Regions from separate parts of the Homo sapiens genome. Here region 1 is linked to region 2. Evidence: chromatin loops called from intact Hi-C (ENCODE). Cell type or tissue: B cell. All regions are shown on one strand. Each heading gives the region's core, and the rest is flanking DNA. Links, peaks and the distances in the headings are about the cores only.

Region 1 (12,349 bases), core at 6,627-9,126, 60 kb after region 2:
TGAGAGGAGACAAAGTGCAGGTCCTCGTGCAAGGTGGGCCACGTTTTGAATCCTTCCCATGCTGTAGACTGCCCTCCCAGCCAGGCCTACCTTGCAGGAAGTGGTCTCAAAATAGACTGCGTGAGACTATGGGTGGCCTGGTATGCTGTCCCTCCCCATTACTGGGGGGAACCAGCCAAAGCATGGGTTCTACTGACCAGTGTCACTACAGCCTAATCTTCCTGCTCTAAGGACAGCCCGTCCTATGATAATAGCCAACCCTTATGTGCACTTGCTGTGTGCCAGGCCTTGTTTTAAGTATTCACTGATTAGTCCTTATGGTGACCTTAATAGGTAGGTACTATCACTGTTTTCGTTTTAGAGATAAAGAAAACAGACAACAGGAAGGTAAGTCACTGTCCAAAGAGAGAGACAGCCAGCAGGCAGCAGAGCCAGAATTGGAACCCAGGCAGCCTCCCTGGGAGCCACTCTGCCACGCTGAGAGTGGGGCCCTGGGTGGTGCCTCCTCCTGGGTTGGGGTCCAGGGGACAGGGCTAACGGGCCGAATCCTGCAGGTGCCTGTGTCGGTGGCCATGATGTCGCCGCAGATGCTTACCCCGCAACAGATGCAGCAGATCCTGTCGCCCCCGCAGCTGCAGGCCTTGCTCCAGCAGCAGCAAGCCCTCATGCTCCAGCAGGTGAGTCTGGCCCCAGGGCAGCTGGTCCCTCCTCCTCTGCCTGGCCTGGCTCCTCCCACCCTGTTTACACCTCACCAAGGGCCCAAGCTGTCCCAGAAACCAGAGAGACTGCTCAGGCCAGACTGATCTGCATTCCTCTAGGGTAGTGGGGAGAGGTCAAAGGTCAGGCATCTCTTATGGTGGCCCTGCCCCCACAATACTCCCCGGTCCTCCCTCCCTGCATGCTGGCCCCACTTCTATCTCCTGAACAGGGAAGGGCAAAGTACTGGAACATTCTGGCACGTTGTCCCCTGTGACCTGCTCAGGAGATCCACCAAAAGCAGGGAGGGTTCAGAGCTGTGGGAATGAAACTCCTCCATCCCTTGCTCCCTCCCTCCGCACCCAGACCCTGCTCAGGGCCCCTCCAGGCTGACTGGGGAAAGCCAGACCATGTTTTAGGGAAACTCCCTTCTCCTGCCCCCAGGAGCCCAGATGGGACAGGGCTGGGGTTGTGGGGATAGCAGTACCCTGCCAGTGGTAACCCTCCTCCACCCCCCCAGCTACAGGAGTACTACAAGAAGCAGCAGGAGCAGCTCCACCTGCAGCTCCTCACCCAGCAGCAGGCTGGGAAACCGCAGCCCAAAGAGGTAAGGGGCTGTACCAGGGCCCACCACCGCCCTCACCCCCTGCCCAGAGCTGGGTGTCCAGAGCTGGTCAGGAGGGAATTGCCTTGCAGGAATAGTAGAAAAATCTAGAAAAGGCTGAGGAAGGGGACCAAGGATCAGTGTGGGGGAAATGGGGATGGTGGTTCTTACGTGTCTCCATCTCCCCTCATCCCCATTCATTCTTTCTCTCCTTGCCTCGTGTTGTTGTCTCTGTGCACATGGGTGTAGACAGGTGTGTACGTGTCACCCCCGTGTGTGGTGTCTGCCGGGCCACGCTCATGTGCCTTGTGGTCGCACCATCTTCCTGCCCCCTTGTCTCTTTGTGACCCAGCACCTCAGCCCTCCCCTCCTTGTCCTGCGAATCTCTGAGTCCCTCAGCAAACCACCTCCCCTTACCTCAGCCTGCCCCCAGCTTCTTCCCCTTCTTCTTATGACTTGCCCAGCCACCCCTCGGTCTCCTCTCAGAGCTCCCCAGCCTACATCCCCTACCCCATCGGAGCTTCTATACCAGGCCCTGGAGGCCCTTCTCCCCTGGGTCCCAGACCTGTGCATCTCTCCTGCTGCCCAACCGCAGCCCCAAGCTCTAAGTTTCCTCTTCCCAGAAGGCTGCCCTGACACCCAGGAATTCTCCAGCACCCCCAGTCTCCCCCTCAGCAGTCTTGTAATTGCTGTGTTATCAGCAGGTAAATCTCTAGGCTAAGTTTATCCTGTGTCTCTCTATTGAATAGCCAGCCCCCACCCTACCCCATGCTTCCCACCCCCAGCAGGCAGGCAGAGACATCTCTGCCTCTCAACCCACCCAGGACATGCTTGGCTCATGGGGCTCAAGAGAGACTTGCTGACAGCCTGACTTGTCAGTGCCTGTGTGAAGAACTGAATGGGTGGGGGTAGGTAGAGTGGGTGAGCCAACGAGTACAGGGCGCCTGGGCAGTGGTGATGTGACTGTTCTCCGAGCCTGGGTCCCAGTGAGTCCCGTCAGACTCCTTGATTCTCTGTATCTAAAAAGCAAGAGAGGAAAAGAGCTGGGGGAGAGAAAACTCCCTCCCCAGAGCAGAAGGGGGCACCCCGGGCATGTGGGAAGGGTGCCCTCCAGGCAGGAGTGGCCCCCAGAATCTGACAGGCTCATCGATCATTGTGATGAGGCACCCCCAGGCGTGCACAGCTGCGGTGCAGGGAGCTGAAGCAGCGGAAGGAGGGAGGCGGGAGGAGGGAGGGCGTCGTGCTGCGTGTCTGGGTCTGGCTGTGTGTGTTTGCGCGCGTGCGTGCGTGCGTGCATGCGTGTGTTTACTGCGAGGAGGCATGCAGCCTTATGGAAGCTGGGCCGGGAGCAGAGACACTGCAGCTGCAGACGCCACAACGACAGCTCCAGGGGCTGACAGGCCCTGGGAGGGGGTGGCCGCGGGGTGGGGGCCAGATGGCATGCCTGAAGCTGATGGCACCCCTCTCTGCCCGCCCCCTCGGGCCCCTCACCAGGCACTGGGGAACAAGCAGCTGGCCTTCCAGCAGCAGCTCCTGCAAATGCAACAGTTGCAGCAGCAGCACCTGCTCAACCTGCAGAGGCAGGGGCTGGTCAGCCTGCAGCCCAACCAAGCCTCGGGGCCCCTCCAGACCCTTCCGCAAGGTGAGCACCCGCCACTCCTCCCCTCCCAGCCCCAACCCCACAGCCCTGCCTGTACGCAACAGCTGGCAGCCCCTGTTCTTGGGGCCAGGTAGAAAGCCGAGTGTTCGTGGGGCCCTGCCAGCCTCCCCTGTCTCTCCCACAGCAGCTGTTTGCCCAACAGACCTGCCCCAGCTGTGGAAGGGCGAGGGTGCCCCCGGGCAGCCTGCCGAGGACAGCGTCAAGCAGGAGGGGCTGGACCTCACTGGCACGGCCGCCACCGCTACCTCGTTTGCCGCTCCCCCCAAGGTCTCACCCCCCCTCTCCCACCATACCCTGCCCAACGGACAGCCTACTGTGCTCACATCTCGGAGAGACAGGTACAGGGGTCCAGGCTGGGAGGGGCATCAAAGGCCTGCCTGGGGGTAGACCTGGCCCCCCACCCATGAGGGCTGACTGTGAGGGAGGGGGTGGAGCCCACGGACCGGAGGTTCACTCCCTCTCCACTCCCTCTCCCGGGGTGTACAGATGGTGCTTGGCCGCTGGGAAACCTGTATTGGGGCAGAAATGTCACCAGCAGGGGAGCTGGTGCTCAGCTGACTACAGGGCCGCTGGGGTCTTCAGGGTCCCTGATCGGCCACCTCCCTGCTGTCCTCCCAGCTCTTCCCACGAGGAGACCCCCGGCTCCCACCCCCTGTACGGACACGGAGAGTGCAAGTGGCCAGGCTGTGAGACCCTGTGTGAAGACCTGGGCCAGTTTATCAAGTAGGTGTCACCCCCAGCCCCTCCCCCAGCAGCCTTTCCCCACAGGGCCTCTCCCCCAACCCTGCCCACTAGCTTGCCCCTTCTGGGAGCCCTCCTCACTAGCTGTACTACTGTCCTCACTCCAGAGGGTTCTAGTTCTTTCTCTGCCCCCCACGGACTCCCTGATCACCCACTCCCTACCCTGTCTATATTTCTGGGCCTGCATTCCCCTGACTCCATCCCCAGCGCAGGGTGCGGGTAGGAGAAGGAGAGGACAAACATAAGCATTACTCCTCCCCCCACCCTCCCCTGCTCCCCTCCAGCCTCAGCCCCGGGGAGTGATGGCGAGTGACAGGCTGAGGGCCGCAGACAGGCAGGGCGGGAGGTGGACGGGCGGCTGGCAGCAGGCGGCCAGCTGCCACAGCCGTGCCAGGCTCTGTCACTGACTGATTAACTCCGCTGTCTCCCAGACCCTTGCAGCATCAGGGTCAAACAAATTGTTTTCACGCTTCGTCAGAGGTTTACTTAATTAGTTCATTTGCAATTAGATCTCTCTGTAGCTGGGATTTTAGCAAAGACATCAAAGGAGGCTGACGAGAAGGGAGAAGCCTTCCTCCATTGCCCCGTTTTTCCACCTCTTTCTCTTCTTTGTATCTCTTGGTCTGTCTGCTTTTCAGGCCATGGGTGGGATTAGAGGATAGGATGGGAGGATGGTGGCAGCAGGGAAACCGGAGCCAACTTTCTCTCCTCCTCTCTTCCCCTTGAAGACACCTCAACACAGAGCACGCCCTGGATGACCGGAGTACAGCCCAGTGCCGGGTACAGATGCAGGTGGTGCAGCAGCTGGAGATCCAGGTGTGGCCCGGAAGATGCTGGGGAGGGACATGGTGGGCTCCAGCCCCTGCCCACCCACAGCACTGACTTGCTAGGTGGGCTCTGTTGGGAGGGTCTCATGGAAGGGTCCTATGGTCAAAGCCACCATCTTATGCTTTCTAGGTCCTAATGACCATGGTTGTGAGGTGAGGACAGCTGGATTCTGAGGGGTAAACCAAGGTTGGGGGCGTCTCTGCTGGGAGGTCCAGAAGAGACTCACGCTACATAGAAACATCAAAAATAATTATTAGCAGCTAACATATGGAGCACTTACTTTGTGCTGTGCTAAATACTTTATATAGCTCAAGGAATCCTCTCAACAACCTTATGTGGTGGGTACCATTATTCTCCCCATTTTCCAGATGGAGAAAACAGGCACACAGAGCTAAAGTAACTTGCCTGTGAGTGGCAGAGCTGGGATTAGAACCCAGGCAGCCTGGCTTTCCCAAGGGAGTATCCCAGCTACTTGAGAGGGGACACTCAGCAGCACAGGGTTCCCAGGAAGCAACTCAGGGCAGCTCCTCTGTGCTTACCCATCTCCCTCCAGCACCTAGCAGAGCATCCTGCTGTGAGAGGGTGGTCATGAGAGACCCATTGAGTTTATGAATGGGGTGTCTGAGCCATTCATCAGTTCCTGCATCTGCATTCAGTATGCAAGGCCCTCACACACAAGTGCCACTGCACAAGGCACAGTGGCCGCCCCCCCGTGGGTGGGTAGGAAGAAGCCTCCCAACATGTAGAGGCAGGGATAAGCTCCAGCCAGGACGCACTGGGAGGGCTCAAATGGTCACCATCCAGGGGAGAAAGGGAGAGGCTTCATGGAGCTGGCAGCCCTTGAGGGGTAGAGCATTGCTGAGGCCTCCCTGGAGCGGGTCACAGAGGGAGCATGGATGCTGAGGCAAGGAGGCGAATGGGGGTGGGAATCGGCGGCCTTCTGAAGAGCCTGGCGGTGGAGGGGTGGGACAACACTGCCTCCAGGGTTCAGCCTCCCGCTCACCTCCTGCTTTGCCACCCTCCACAGCTCGCCAAGGAGAGCGAGCGGCTGCAGGCCATGATGGCCCACCTGCACATGCGGCCCTCGGAGCCCAAGCCCTTCAGCCAGCCAGTGAGTGCTGCTCCCCTCCCCGCCCCTCCCAGAGCCTTCCACAGACCCTGGAGCCTCGGGACCCCCACCCTCGGGCACTGGTCTCAGTACCCTCCCCGTTGCTCACAGCTGAACCCGGTCCCCGGCTCCTCCTCATTCTCCAAGGTGACCGTCTCTGCAGCAGACTCATTCCCAGATGGTCTCGTGCACCCCCCGACCTCGGCCGCAGCCCCTGTCACCCCTCTACGGCCCCCTGGCCTGGGCTCTGCCTCCCTGCATGGTGGGGGCCCAGCCCGTCGGAGAAGCAGTGACAAGTTCTGCTCCCCCATCTCCTCAGGTGAGGGTGGGCTGGGGGCTGCAGGGCGACAGCAGCGTGAGGCTGTTTTTCCCATCTGAGCCCCATATCTGGCTACCTCATCCTCTGCCTGTCTCCCCAGAGCTGGCCCAGAATCATGAGTTCTACAAGAACGCCGACGTCCGGCCCCCCTTCACCTACGCCTCCCTCATCCGCCAGGTGAGCAGGGCAGGTAGGAGGAGGGTGGGGAATGGCACACAGGCTGCTCCCCCAGCCCCCGCCACACCCCTGCCTCCAGGAAGGTCCTGGGGCCAAGCAATGGAGCTGTCCCGCTCCCTCTCACGTGGCGGTCTTCCCTCTCTGCTGTGCGGGGCTCTCCTGCAGGCTGGGCCCTGTCAGCCTGCTGCATAGGGTTATGTGTCTCTGGGGGTGCACACACTGTTCTTCTTACTGACACCCACCGTGGCATTCATGTGCTCATTTCCACGTACACAGCCCGCCATGATAGACTCAGGGTCACTCTTCGTCTCTCTCCTTTGTCTTTCCTCCCTCAAGCCCATGATCTTCATGTCACCAATGTTCACATAGTATTCACACTCAAGCATGAACTTACATCGACACATATGTCCTCCCTGATACCCACACAGGCATGTACACCTTCACACACATTCTTTCTGTCACACACACACTGTGCTTAGGGTACCTTTTGCCAAAATCAGGATAAATTCCAAACAGCCTCCACCCCGTGGACATCTCTCCCAAGAAAGACAGGACTGACTGCTTTCACCCTCGGTGCAGGGCCAGGTACTAAAGGCATTTTCTCTCCAGAAGCAGCTCCAATCCTTCTTGTACAAATACATAGCCCTTGGAGGCTCCTGCCCTCTTTATCCTTGGCCAAGCTATAACCAGCCTGTCCCTCTGAGGGGACCCACCAGCCACCACCCATCTTGTTATCCACACATTTCTGAGCAGGTCTTCTCACAAAGTGAACTCGGGGCTAGGCAGAAGGGAGAGGTACTGGGGGAGGGAACCCAGGGCTGTGACCCTTCGAGGCCCAGGCTGACGGTCCCTTTGCTTGTTCCTTCCCCGCAGGCCATCCTGGAAACCCCTGACAGGCAGCTGACCCTGAATGAGATCTATAACTGGTTCACCAGGATGTTCGCCTATTTCCGCAGAAACACTGCCACCTGGAAGGTGAAGCAGGCCCCTTCCACCTTCTGGGCCCCAGTCACCCTTGGACCTGCCATATCCCATGGAGACCAAGGCTGCCTAACAATTAGTTCCCTAAACCATTAGTCCTGCAGAAACAGCCACCCAAGGGCCCAGCCAGGGCTGCATGCCCACGCCCACCTCAGCAGGGGCTGTGGATTGTTCCATAACCTTTTAATGATCCCTTCCTTCCAGCCTGGTGCTGCCTCCTTTCTGGGAAGCAATCCTTCTCTAGGGTACACCCCCAAGGGCCCCAAAGACGCCAGCCCCACGAGGTAGGGCCTCTAGGAATTGCTAATGCCCAAGCTTGATACAGAAGCCTGGGCCGAATTTCACAGAGACCCTAAGGGTCTGGATACCTTGGCTTAAGGTACATGTTCTGAAGCCTGAGGTGGGGCTAGGAAAGCGCAGGTATAGACACACGGATGGACCAAGAGCCGTGGACCACACATTGGGGCACTGACGGCACTCACAGCCCTCCCCAGCTCTGCCATCCCTGGCAGGAAGATAATTGTCTCCATCCAATTAGTCATTTCAACACCTTCAGCCATAAGTTTTCCTGGGAGAGCAGAAGCAGGCAAGAGGGGGACTCTAGAAAAATGGGAGACAGATGCTGGGGTACTAGGCCATTTATTTTTCTATAGCCAAAAGGGGGGTGTGTGTGTGTGTCTGTCTGTCTGTCTCAAGGTGGGAAGGTGATATCTAAATTGGGAGAGTGGGCGGGGCGGGGGGAAGAAGGAGAGAGTGTTCGCCCCTGCAGGGAAGGTTAGACGCGGGGAAGGACTCCCTCTCAGAACCTTAATTGGATCCCTGGCTCTTGAGTCCCCCTGCTGGCCACTGAAGAAACTGCAGTTAAACGGGCTACCTCCCCCAATCCCACTAGGTTTCAACAAGTGTTACTGAACCCCTCCTCCCCACCAGCGCCCAGGACTTGGTGGGGTCTGCACAGTGCCTGCCTACCCTTTGCCCTGGGATTATGCTAAGTGCAGCAGAAGGGACTGCATCATGACTTTCATATGCTCATACCCAATTCCCAAAGCTTGGGAGAGAAGCTGGGAGGCTGTTGGGACAGCTGCTGTAATTGGCTGTGAGTGATGTCATTTTCTGCCAACCACATTCCTGCCCTCTTTCTGAGCCAGCAGGGCTTGCTTGGGACCACCTGGTCCAGTCTCCAACCTCCAAGTCAGTTCAGATACCAGGTTTTTATAAATGATAGAGTCCTACAAACATAAGGGATGATTATAATTATTACCTAATGTTTAATAAAGCATATTAATCTTTTGCCTTTAGGGGTAGTAATATAGAGCCTCCTTTCCATAAGACAGCCTCCTTTTTGGGGGCAAAGTACTGCTAAGCCACCTACCTTCCTTCCTTCCTTCTGTCTTACCTGTAATGCCCTGCTGCAATTTTCTAATTCTCTCTTCTCTTGAGGTCAGGTTAGGTGACCTGGTTTAGGTGACTTCCTTAAACTACTCAGTGACCATCCTGAAGCCACCCCCCTGATATTCTAACCCTGCCGCCCTTGCCCAGCCCAGCCTTTCACATCTCTGTGGTGTGTTCCTCCTAGTTCTTCACCCCCATCTCCCCTCACCTAGTCTAGGGTCCAGTAAGAAGCATCTGGGCTGGGGAAAGTGAACGACTAAGTGGGTGACTTTGCCAGTTAGCAGTGTTCTGCTGCTGCCTCTGTGCCTGAGGCCACTGCCTGAGCCTTCCTCATGGCACAGCAGAATCCATCCAGCTTGAGGTCCACTTTGACCTTCTGGTTTTTTTCAGCCAAATGCATTCATGTTACTTGGGAAATACACCATCTACACCCAACTCTGCTTCCCTTCCACCTCTACTTTCCACTCATTTCTCAGCCCCTCAGGTCATCTCTGCTCCTCTCCCGAATTATTTGTGCTTTCTTCTTTCCCTTCTTCACCTTTGCTGGCTCCCACCCTGAGATACTTTCCACCTCAGACCAGGGCAGAAGGGTTGGGAGCGGGCATGGTGTGGGCCCAGCCAGCTGCCGTTCATCCAGGGACAGAGCTGCCATCTGCCAAGCTGATGGTCCTTGCTGGCCCTCCCCGTGTCCATCCCCTCCCAAGGCCCGTGTTGTGGGCCCGTCCTTTTGTTTACGAAGCCCCTGCCAGACCCCTTAAATTGCCGTTAATGTTTCAGCGTAACGAATTAGTCTCTCATCACGAATCAGGCTTCGAAATGAGGGAAAAAAGCCCCGGTGAGGCCATCCTCGGAAATTGGGGTCATTCTCATTTGCAAAGCGGAGGATCGGAGCCCCGTAATGCGGGCAAATTTATTCCGAGGCAGGAGCCCCGGCGTGATTAGGCCCTTTGTAATTATCGCTCCAAGAGATTCCACTCCAGCCGCCCGCCTCCCTCGTGGATTAGCAAGCGAGTCGGAAAAATACACAGGATTTAATTAGAGGCAAATTAAAATTGGTAATGAAATCGGGCCAGTTGCAAGTGGCAAGAGTTGGAAGGGAGAGAGGGAGAGGGATCTCCAGGGGCACGGGCTGCCTGCCCTACCCGCTTTCTTCCCCGTTTAGAAATGTAAAGAGGAGACAAGGATGGGGACGAGGCGGGGGAGGCTAAGGGAGGACAGGTAACAGGGTCCAGGGATGCAGGCAGGGATGGTGATAACTGGGAGCTGGCCGTGGGGGCAGCACAGCTGAGAGAGGAGGGTGCAGGGACAGGACTGAGGGACACGATGAGGTGGGGCAGACTAGGGCCCTAGTCCGGGCTCCCATGGTGGTGAGGGGGGAATTGGGCCAAGCACCCCGCCCTCGCCCAAGCGTCCTACAAACCAGATGACCTCAATTCTTGAAGTTATCCTGCCAGGAGGAGGTGGGACAGACAAGGTGACTTATCTTCTTTCTCTCCTCTTTCTGCCTCTGGGTTGTCAACCCACACTCTCCTCTCTCCCTGTTTATTTCAACAAGTATGTATGAGGCCTTTACTGTATACCTTGTGCTCTCAAAATATAAGCTGCCTGTTCTGAGCCACAGCCAAAGCATGGCTCCCAGACTCCTGTGGGTCAGTGGAGGTGGCAGTGAGGGTTTATGAGCTCTTTCCCAAACTTTTAAAAGCTTTGTGGAAATTCTGCATGCAGCTGAGATGAAGCATCCTGGGCTCGCAGAGATGCCGGGGCCCGAATGTGATCTGCTGCTGATCCAAAGCCCTGAGTAACAATTACATGTGTCTTTGATTAACGAAGATGATGAAACAGATTATTACTAACTGGATAGCATTTAGTTAGTAGACAGAACTTTCCAAGATGTGGCAGGGAGAGAGGAGGCAGCTAATAAAATGGGTCATCCATGGTGAAGAGGCTGGGAACCCCTGGCTCTATGGAAAGGGTAGGGGCCCGCCTTCCCTTTGGCTGGGTCTCCTCCCAGCCCACCCCCCTCCCCTGCTCATCCCTGAGCTGGGGAAGGTGGGCCGCTGCTGCGTGGGACATGGGATGGGATGAGGACTATCATGTTTGTGCTTGGCCAAGCAAGCCGCCTCTGAGCTCCTCTTCACTGCACCCACAGAACGCCGTGCGCCACAACCTCAGCCTGCACAAGTGCTTCGTCCGCGTGGAGAACGTCAAGGGTGCCGTGTGGACTGTGGACGAGCGGGAGTATCAGAAGCGGAGACCGCCAAAGATGACAGGGTATGTGGGTCCAGAGCTGGATGGGCTGTACCTGCCCAGGGGGCAGGAGCCAACTCACCCCCACCCCCTACCTCTCCAGGGTACACATGTGCACCAGATCCTTCCTGGCTGGGGGAAGGGGTGTGGGGAGAAAGGAGCAGAGGAGACTAGTGCTTGGGGACAGGGGGCTGGAATCCGGAAGTGATGGATAATCAGAAGGCAGACATTTATGTCCTCTTCTGTCCTCACTCTGACTGAGGGAAGGGGCCAAGAAGGAGGCCTGGTAGCAAAGAGAGACAGGGGCCCCAAGTAGCCCTGGCCAGAGCTGGCACACAGGCAGATGCCAGCCAACGGGCCATGGGTGAGGGGCTGCCACCCCCAGGGCACCCGCTCTCTCAGCTCATCAGGATGACTAGACCTCTGAGGTCCCGCGACCCCACCAATTCATCTTACGGCAGAGGAGAGCCAGTGAGGGCCAGGGGCTGGCAGGAGGCCCCAGAGCAGATTTGTGGCAGAGCTGGTTCCAGGACCAGGTCTCTGCCCTCCTGGTCTTTTGTGCTCAGCTTCACTTCACCACCTGGCATTTTATTTATTTACTTATTTATTTATTATTTTTTTAATTTTATTATTTTATTCATTTATTTTTTTTGAGAAGGAGTTTTGTTCTTGTTGCCCAGGCTAGAGTGCAATGGCACGATCTCAGCTCACTGGAACCTCCACTTCCCGGGTTCAAGCAATTCTCCTGCCCCAGCCTTTCGGGTAGCTAGAATTACAGGTGCCCACGACCACGCCCGGCTAATTTTTTTTGTATTTAGTAGAAATGTGGTTTCACCACGTTGGTCAGGCTGGTCTCGAATTCCCAACTTCAGGTGATCCACCTGCCTTGGCCTCCCAAAGTGCTAGGATTATAGGCGTGCACCAGCGCACCTGGCCTATTATTTTTTTGAGACAGAGTCTTGCTCTGTTGCCCAGGCTGGAGTGCAGTGGCACGATTTTGGCTCACTGCAACCTCCACCTTGTGGGTTCAAGCGATTCTCCTGCCTTAGCCTCCCGAGAAGCTGAAATTACAGGCGCCCACCACCACACCCAGCTAATTATTTTACTTTTGGTAGAGACGGGGTTTCACCCTGTTGACCAGGCTGATCTCGAACTCCTGACCTCAGGTGATCTGCCCGCATCGGCCTCCCAAAATGCTGGGATTACAGGCGTGAGCTACCGCACCTAGCCTCCACCTGGCAGTTTAAACAGAAACTGAGGAGCCTGGGACAGGGTCAGGACCTCCCTTTGGCTTCCACGTAGCAGCAGTGGCCTTCTCCCGACCTCAAACAGCCCCACCCCAGCCACCTGCTTGCTGTGCCCCTTGGGCCAGAGCCCCTGGGTAAGGAGAGGAGAGCAAGTTAGATGGATGTCTCTGAGGTGTGGGGTGTCTGCTCCCCTCAAAGATGCCTGCTTACCAGGCAGGAGCCTTTGCACCCCAGGCAGTGTGCAGCCTGGAGAATGGAGGGAAGCCATCCCCTGGTGAATGCCTAGGGGCCAGTCTCCAGGCCTGGCTGCGCTTGCACCTCTGCTTCTCACCAGTTTGGTGACCTTTGG
Region 2 (7,304 bases), core at 4,701-7,200:
CAGGGACTGGGCCTCCTTGCCTAAGGCTTTCCCCCACAAATCAGACCCAGCAAAGCTTTTCCCCAATTACCAGAACCCCATCCTAGGTTCTCATTCCCCTCCCCCTACAACACTCTCCCCATCCCCAGCCTGCTGGCCAGGGTGTCCAGAGATAGGGACACCCAAGCAGGGCTGCAGGGTGGGCCAGGGGAGCAGGCCCTGCAGCCTGGGATGTGGATGCCAGGAACTCCTTCTCTTTGGTTCCCAGGTGGACCTTTAAGGTAGCACCACTGCCTTCAGCATCATATTTGGACTCACATGCAGGCCACCAGCTATCAAGGGCTAGGAAAGGGTCTCTCATTCACTGGGGCCCCAGTAGCTGGCTGGACCTCAGCAACTCTTTGCTAAGCTGAATATCAACAGTGGATAGTTATGGAGTAACTGCTCATCATTACAACTCTAAGGTACATATTACTATCTCATTTCACAGACCCTGCAGCTAAGGTCCAGAGAGGCTAATTGACTGGCTCCAAGGCACATAGATGATCAGTCACAGAGCTGGAACCCAACCCCAGGGATGATCTGCCTCCAGGTTTGTACTCTCTGTGCCTGTTTCTTCCCTTGCCAGGTCCAGAAAACCCAGGTACAAGTGGAGTCTCCCTGAATGGCTAGGGTTTCTAGAATAGACTCCATTCTGGGAAGGTCACCATGAAAAACTGCATCTTTTCATGGTCTTGGCACCCCTGGCTTGCCCTTGGCAGGGCTGGAAGAGTTACCCCTAGTTAAAGTGGGAACTTTGGAGAAAGCCTGGCTGGGATGAGGGCTTCTAGAAAATGCATCCTCTCTGCCTCTCACCAGATACATCCTTAACTCACTCACCTGGCAAATGGGAGCTCTGTTCCATACCCCTAATTCACTTCTCTACCCCTGCCCAGTCTCAGCTTCCAAAATCAGATTTCCACACCCCTTCCCCCAGGAAGCTTTCAGCCAAGTCACTTCAAATTGCCACACTTATTCCTGTACTCTGCCTCAATAATAAATAAAGCTACCCTATGGCGTATGTCTTCTGTCCTCCATGGCAGGCCCTATGCCAAGCACTTCGCACGTGTCCACTCCCTCTATCTTCCTGACAAGTTTATGAGGAGGTGCTATGATTTTATCCCACTGAGGCATAGAAAGTTAGCCAGCTTGCCCAATGTGACATAGCAAATCAGTGGCAGAGCCAAAAGGTGACCCCTTGCAGTCTGAAACCAGAAGCCACGTTCTTCACTACCACACCAATGGCAATGCAAGGATATGAGGTTTCACTAGAATTGTGGTGCACTGGATGACCTGGAAATCAGTAGCCCATTTGGCTGGACTCTTGTGACATGTCAATGATGAGGCAGGTTGGGGTAATGGTCTTTCCCCAGAACAGGGGATCTTGCATGTGTAGACAGGTGGAAACAGGCTCACCTCCTCTCTGGAGGTAGACTGCATCTGCTTCATTGAGCTGGGAGCCTCTCAGGGCAAGGTCAATTGTGTTCTCACTGGTCCTGCCACCCACACTCAGGACATGAGGGAGGGTTCCGGGGTGGGGGTCGGGGGGCGACTGGCTGCTCCACTGGCTGGCAGACCAGCTATAGGGACAGGTATAGGGGAAGGGTCCCAGGTAAGGGCCATCTGTGCCTCTGCCCCATCCCTGGCTGAGCCCCAAGACCCAGAGGAGGCCTGACTTTCTCTTCCCTCCACCTCCCTCCACCCCCATACCAGCCCTTCTCCACCTCCCCCCTGTCCTTCCCTCCACCTCCCCACCTCATCCCTGCCCACTTCCCTCCCCGCCCAGTTTCCCAGAGCCAGAACAAACAAGAAGACAAACCCAGCCGCAGCGGCAGCGGTGGCAGCGAGGGGAGCAGGGAACTTGCCTTCATTTCCCTGGCTTCCCTGATCCCGACCTTAATCCCCGCTCAGCATCCTGTCAGCCGGGTTGTTCTCAAGCTGACATTGCTGCAGGCGCCTTCTTGGCAGCCTTTCCTCAGATCTGCCTCCTCCGGGGACTTCTAAAGAGGAGCCTGAGGTTTCTCTGTTACAGCCGGCTTCACTTGCTGCCCTCAAGCAAAGCCTGGGCTCCCAGGGGGCCGTAGGGAGCGGGGGCTGAGCGGGGGCAGTGCCAGGCCTGACGTTTGGGAAGAAGAGAGGAGAATGGAGGTGGCTGGACCCCAGAGGCTTCCACAGTGGGGGTCAGGCCTGGAGCAGGAGCCCAACCAGTGCTGTGGGTCTGCTCAAAGCAGGGAGGGACTTGCTCAGGTGTGCAGGCCTAAGAAACTCAGGGGAAACTGAGGCTGGAGCCCAGAGAATTCAGGCTGGCGCTAGTTCTGGCTGTAGAGGAAGCCAAGTGGTCTGCAAGTTTCTGAGCCTGCAGGGAGATCACAGCTCAGAGTGGGTTTGGAGAGAGGGGCAGCTGGAGCCTGCACTGTGTGTGAAAGAAAACACAGACATACACATTCATCAGTGGACGTGCTGAACACCTGCTGGGTCCTGGGAGCCAGACGGGAAAAGCAGCCTGGTGAGAGGGATGCGGGTGAGCTCCCCAACAGACAGACCCCAGTCCCCACTCTGCCGTGGGGTCGCTGTGTGGCCTCAGACCGGTCACTTGGCTTTTCTGAAGCCCATTTTTCTCATCTATAAGGTGTGTGGTGGGTAGGGGGAGGTCATCAGGGAAAGCATCCTTGCAGGATCGATGTGAAGTTTAGAGTCAGCGTGTGCAGAGCACCTGGGGTTGAGGATGATTTTTACCATTCATGTCACTGTCCACAGGGACATTAGTCTGGAGCTTTGTCTGGGTTTTCACAAGTGGAACTCTGTGTGGAGGGGAGTCGCATGAGGGCACGCGTGTGTGCAAGTAAGCAAGTGAGTGTCCATGTGGGAGTCTGGGCAGGACTCCCATGAAGCTGCCACACATCTGAAATCAGGCTCAGCCCACAGCCTGAACAAACATCTGGGACCATAGGTCTGGCCAGCTCTGCCGTCCCCATACACCCCCACCCTCCAGTTGTGATACACCCATTCTGCCAAGGGGATAGGGATGTAAGAGGCTCCTGGAAGCCCAGGAAAGGTGCTCCTTAAGCTCCCCCACCTCTTTCAGCCCCCCTCCGGGGACTCCCTCAGAGCCATAAGTGCTCCAGGGACTGAATTGGAAGGGAGTGCCTGAGACCCCAGGTGCTCAGCTTCTTGGGAGAGAGCTCAGGGTGCAAGCTGGGTGGGCTGTATGAGAGTCCATAGGGTCCCAAAGGCAGAGGGGTTGAGTGAGTGGCAGAGAGGGTGCCTCTCCATCCACCTCTCCATTCCAGAGTGGGAGGGAGGGAGTCCTGGAGAGGGGGCTATAAAGCAGGATCTGGATTCAGTCCCTCTACCTCCCTAATAGGGCCTCTCCCTGGATCAGTAAAAAAACAAAAGCACCAGCTCTTCCTGTTGCCAGGGTTGATGTAGCCGGGTGGCCTTAGGCAAGTGACTAAACCTCTCTGACCCTTGCTGTCCTCATCAGTAAAATGGGAATAGTATTGCCTGTCGGTGTTGCGGTGCAGTGAAAAACAAAGCAGTACATGCAAAGCACAATGCCTGGCATGTGGTAGATGCTCCAAGGTGTGCACAACATCCCAGCTGACACAAAGTTTTGACTCGGGCTGTGGCGGGTATGTCTGTATGAGCATTACTTGGTAATAAGAAATAGAATGTTGACAGCGTTTTAGGTTCCAAAAATGGATATGAATGTCAAAAAGTCAAAGCAGCCAGGTAAAAATGTCGTGTAACAGCCAGGCATGGTGGCATGCACCTGTAGTCCCAGCTACTCGGAAGGCTGAGGCAGGAGAATCGCTTGAGCCCAGGAATTCGAGGCTGCAGTGCGCTATGATTTGATTGTGCCACTGCACTCCAGCCTGGGCCACATAGCAAGACCCTGTCTCTGAAAAACAAAAGCACAAAGCAAAACGAAAAGCATCATGTAACAGCTTGGCACATATAGGTATTGGTAAATTATATTTTCCTTCCTCTCTTCCTCCCTCCCTTCCTTTGGACCAAATAAATTTTATCATTCTCCAACCAAATCATTCTCACTCTTTGGGGGAAGTCAAATTCCCTCCTGACCTAACCATGATGCTTGCATCTCATCTTTATGCGTTGGGCAGGGGGGTTGCCTCCAGGGCCCACATAGGGCACTGTTGTCTCCCAGTCTTTGGGAAACCACCAGTCCAAGAACTCTCAGGAACTTGCTAACCATGCTGATTCCTGCCCCCCACCCCCCCGACCTGCTGAATCAACGCCAGGAAAGGAGCCTGGGGATCCGCATTTAATAAGCTCCCCTGTGAATCTGACACCCACTAAATTAGAAAACCGCCTCCTTAGCACTTTTTCTCTTTTGCCCTTGGCCCATATGTGCTCTTGTTTGTCAGACCGTGTTTAAAGTCCTTGTCTTGGGAAGGTGGCTGCTTCACCCCGCAGCCAGGAGATTCCTGTGGGATGCTCCCTGCAAGAACCCCGAGGTCACTGGGCAGGATTCTGCCCTGCACCTTAATCCCATGGCACCTGTATATATTCATCCCCCACAGTCTGCAGGAGTTGGGGGCTTCTGGGCCCATTTTCCATAGTGGATGCTATATTCCTCAAAGGTCAGAACCTCTGGGTCCCCCCAGCAGGTGGCCTGGGATACAACCAGGGCTCCATGTCAAACAAAGACATTGTCTCCCTGCCCTGGCACTCAAAAAGACAGGCTCAGGTGGGGGCAGGTGCCCTTCCAGCTTCCCAAGAGCCTCCCTGCACTGGGGGTTGGGGAGCAGGGCAGCCTTCTGCTGCTTCTTCCTTCCCTGGCTTGTCACCCAAAGGAGGCTCACCTTAATGTTTAGGAAAGGGTGGAGAAGGGGACACTTCTCAGACCTCTGATGACTCACCATTCCCCAAATTCCAACCCCCACACCCTTATAACTACTCCCATCACCTTAGAATGAGTGAGGGCAACCAGAACTTTACCAAGGGAGGCATCCTTGGGAGGAGGAGGCAGTGGGGTGTGTGAGGCTCTTCTGGACTCAGAGGCCTGAGTGTGAAGTTCTGGCTCCTCATCAGCCAGTTGCACAGACCATGGCAAGCCCTCCTCCAGTTCTCTCACCTGGGAAGCAGCCATTAAAAGTTGTGAGGCCTCAGAGAGACCACGGGGATGAAAGTGCTAAGTGAACATGAGGTATGGATCTTTTTTTTTCTTATTTTATAGAATTAATCCTTTTGCATCCTCCCCCAACAACAGGTGCAGGCTACCTAGGAAGACCCTGTCCAACTGCCTCCTTTCTGGGAGTCCAGCCTCAAGCTGTCTGGCTCTTAAAACAAGCCCATCTGTCTGGGAGGTTTCAGAGGCAGCTGGGAGGGGCCCCCAACCACCCCAGCCCATTCCAAATAGGTGGAGTGGGAGAACCTGGTTCTGAGGCAGCCTCTAGCCATGATGCCCACCCCGGGGATGTCAGGGGAGGCGAGGAGAGGAGGCACCAGGGGAAGAGGACTCTGGGAGCCAGATTCCGAAACTCCTATGGGCGTGAGATCAGAAACCCAAACCCTGCCCCCCACCTCCCCACCCCTTAAGCCACCGTCCGGAAAAAATAAACTATTTCCTGCAACCAGCTCCGAAACAAAGTCTGTGAATGCACAGTGACACATATTACATAAATAGAAGCCACAGAGGGGAAAAGCCTGTTTTCTCTTTCATTATTTATCACTCTCTAACCATCTCCAGCTGGGTGAGTAAACAGGCGCATTGGCCCATAATGAGGAACAGACTGCTGCCGTGGGGCTGCCGGAGGGGCGCGTGTGTGAGCATGAGAGTGTGTGGATGTTTCTGTCTGTCTGTCCCTGAGAGGGAAGCGTGGGAGCCTGAAAAGGCAGGCTTGTGGGGGCATCAGATTCCAGAGGACAAGGGGGGAGCCACCTGGTGCCCCCGCTGGAGTGGAACAGAGCCAGTCTGTTGCCTCCTTGCCATGAGGGTTGGTGCGGGAACTGGTGAGCTGGGCGGAGGAGTCAGAGGGGAGAGACTGTGTGGGTGGGAGAGGATGTGAGATGTATGAGCCAAGTGCGAGGCTGCAAATGTGCCGGGTCTCTGAGCATGACCTCCACAGGGTGGCCTCTGGGAGTGAGGCGGGGGCAGGAGGGTGTGCGAAGGGGTGTGACTGGAGGGGGTGTGTAGGGCTGTAAGACTGGGAAACTAAAGGAGTGTGTATGTGATGACCTCGCCATGTGTGTGTATGCGTGCATGTGGGGGGACCATGGGAGTGTCTGATCCTGAAAGTGTATATGGGAGTGTGTGATTTTTGTGACTATGGGATTGTGTGTTTTATATCTGTGTCACTATGGCAGTATGGCCTATGTATGTGAGATTTTATGGCTGTAGGTGGTATTTTGGGTTGAATTGTGCTCCTCCCCAAAAAAGATATATTGAAGTCCTAACCCCAGAACCTCCGAATATGATTTTATTTGGAACCAGTATCATTGCAGATGTAATCAGTTAGGATGAGTCCCTACTGGAATAGAGTGGCCCTCATGCATTATGACTAGTGTCCTTATAAGATGTCCATGTGAAGACACAGAGACAGATGGAGGCAGAGGCTGGAGTGATGCACCTCCAAACCGAAGAATACCTGGGGCTACCAGAAGCCAGCAAAGGCAAGGAAAGGCCCTTCCCCACAAGTCTCAGAAGGAACCTTGCTTTTGGACTTCTGGCCTCCAAAACTGATACAATAAATTCCTGTTGTTTTAAGCTACCCAGTGTGTGATACTTTGTTGTGGCAGTCCCAGGAAACTAATAGAGGTATGTATGAACATGTTGTGCATATGAATATGTTGTGCAAGCTTGAGAGTGCATGAAAAAATGTGAGAAGCCAGCTGGACGCGGTGGCTAACACCTGTAATCCTAGCACTTTGGGAGGCCAAGGCGGGCAGATCACCTGAGGTCAGGAGTTCGAGACTAGCCTGGCCAACATGGTGAAACCCTGTCTCTACTAAAAAAGTACAAAAATTAGCTGGGTGTGGTGGTGCATGGTTGTAATCCCAGCTACTTGGGAGGCTGAGGCAGGAGAATCACCAGAACCAGGGAGGCAGAGGTTGCAGTGAGCTGAGATCGTGCCACTGCACTCCAGCCTGGGTGACAGAGCCAGACTCCATCTCAAAAAAAAAAAGAAAAAAAAGTGAGAAACCACGAGACTGTGCATGTATGTGAGTATGAGATGGTGGTAGTGAAGATGGAGGTGACTATGGGAGTGTGAAAACGTGTGTGAGACAGGGAATGTGTGAAGTGTCTGTGTATTTGTATGTAC

What was found. Peaks named below come from ENCODE experiments on the same cell type or tissue, not always from the same donor. Only the 100,000 strongest peaks of a DNase experiment are listed, where the experiment ranks them.
Region 1: it touches region 2 in a loop (9-fold over the local background); 35 of 110 quality-filtered maps call a loop at or near these places.

What each region holds. Positions count from the first base shown.
Region 1 is chr6:41,584,215-41,596,563 of GRCh38, forward strand. FOXP4 (forkhead box P4) reads left to right here. Exons shown (of 17, transcript NM_001012426.2): 4 at 555-677; 5 at 1,217-1,303; 6 at 2,795-2,942; 7 at 3,085-3,298; 8 at 3,579-3,683; 9 at 4,430-4,517; 10 at 5,557-5,640; 11 at 5,749-5,956; 12 at 6,057-6,133; 13 at 7,007-7,108; 14 at 10,656-10,777. Among named protein-coding and RNA genes, the nearest start is that of MIR4641, 8.3 kb to the right of the region's middle. RefSeq lists enhancers at 1-50, 51-630, 631-1,210, 8,765-10,123. In B cell, for the core only: CTCF peaks have their summits at 7,973 (motif pointing left) and 8,175; a DNase peak (open chromatin) is centred at 7,947.
Region 2 is chr6:41,526,313-41,533,616 of GRCh38, forward strand. All of the region lies in intron 1 of FOXP4-AS1 (FOXP4 antisense RNA 1), which reads right to left. Among named protein-coding and RNA genes, the nearest start is that of FOXP4, 16 kb to the right of the region's middle. RefSeq lists enhancers at 5,340-5,910, 5,665-6,024, 5,911-6,479. In B cell, for the core only: no CTCF peak of the experiment used is centred there; a DNase peak (open chromatin) is centred at 5,739; H3K4me3 peaks cover 1,114 bases; H3K27ac peaks cover 1,724 bases.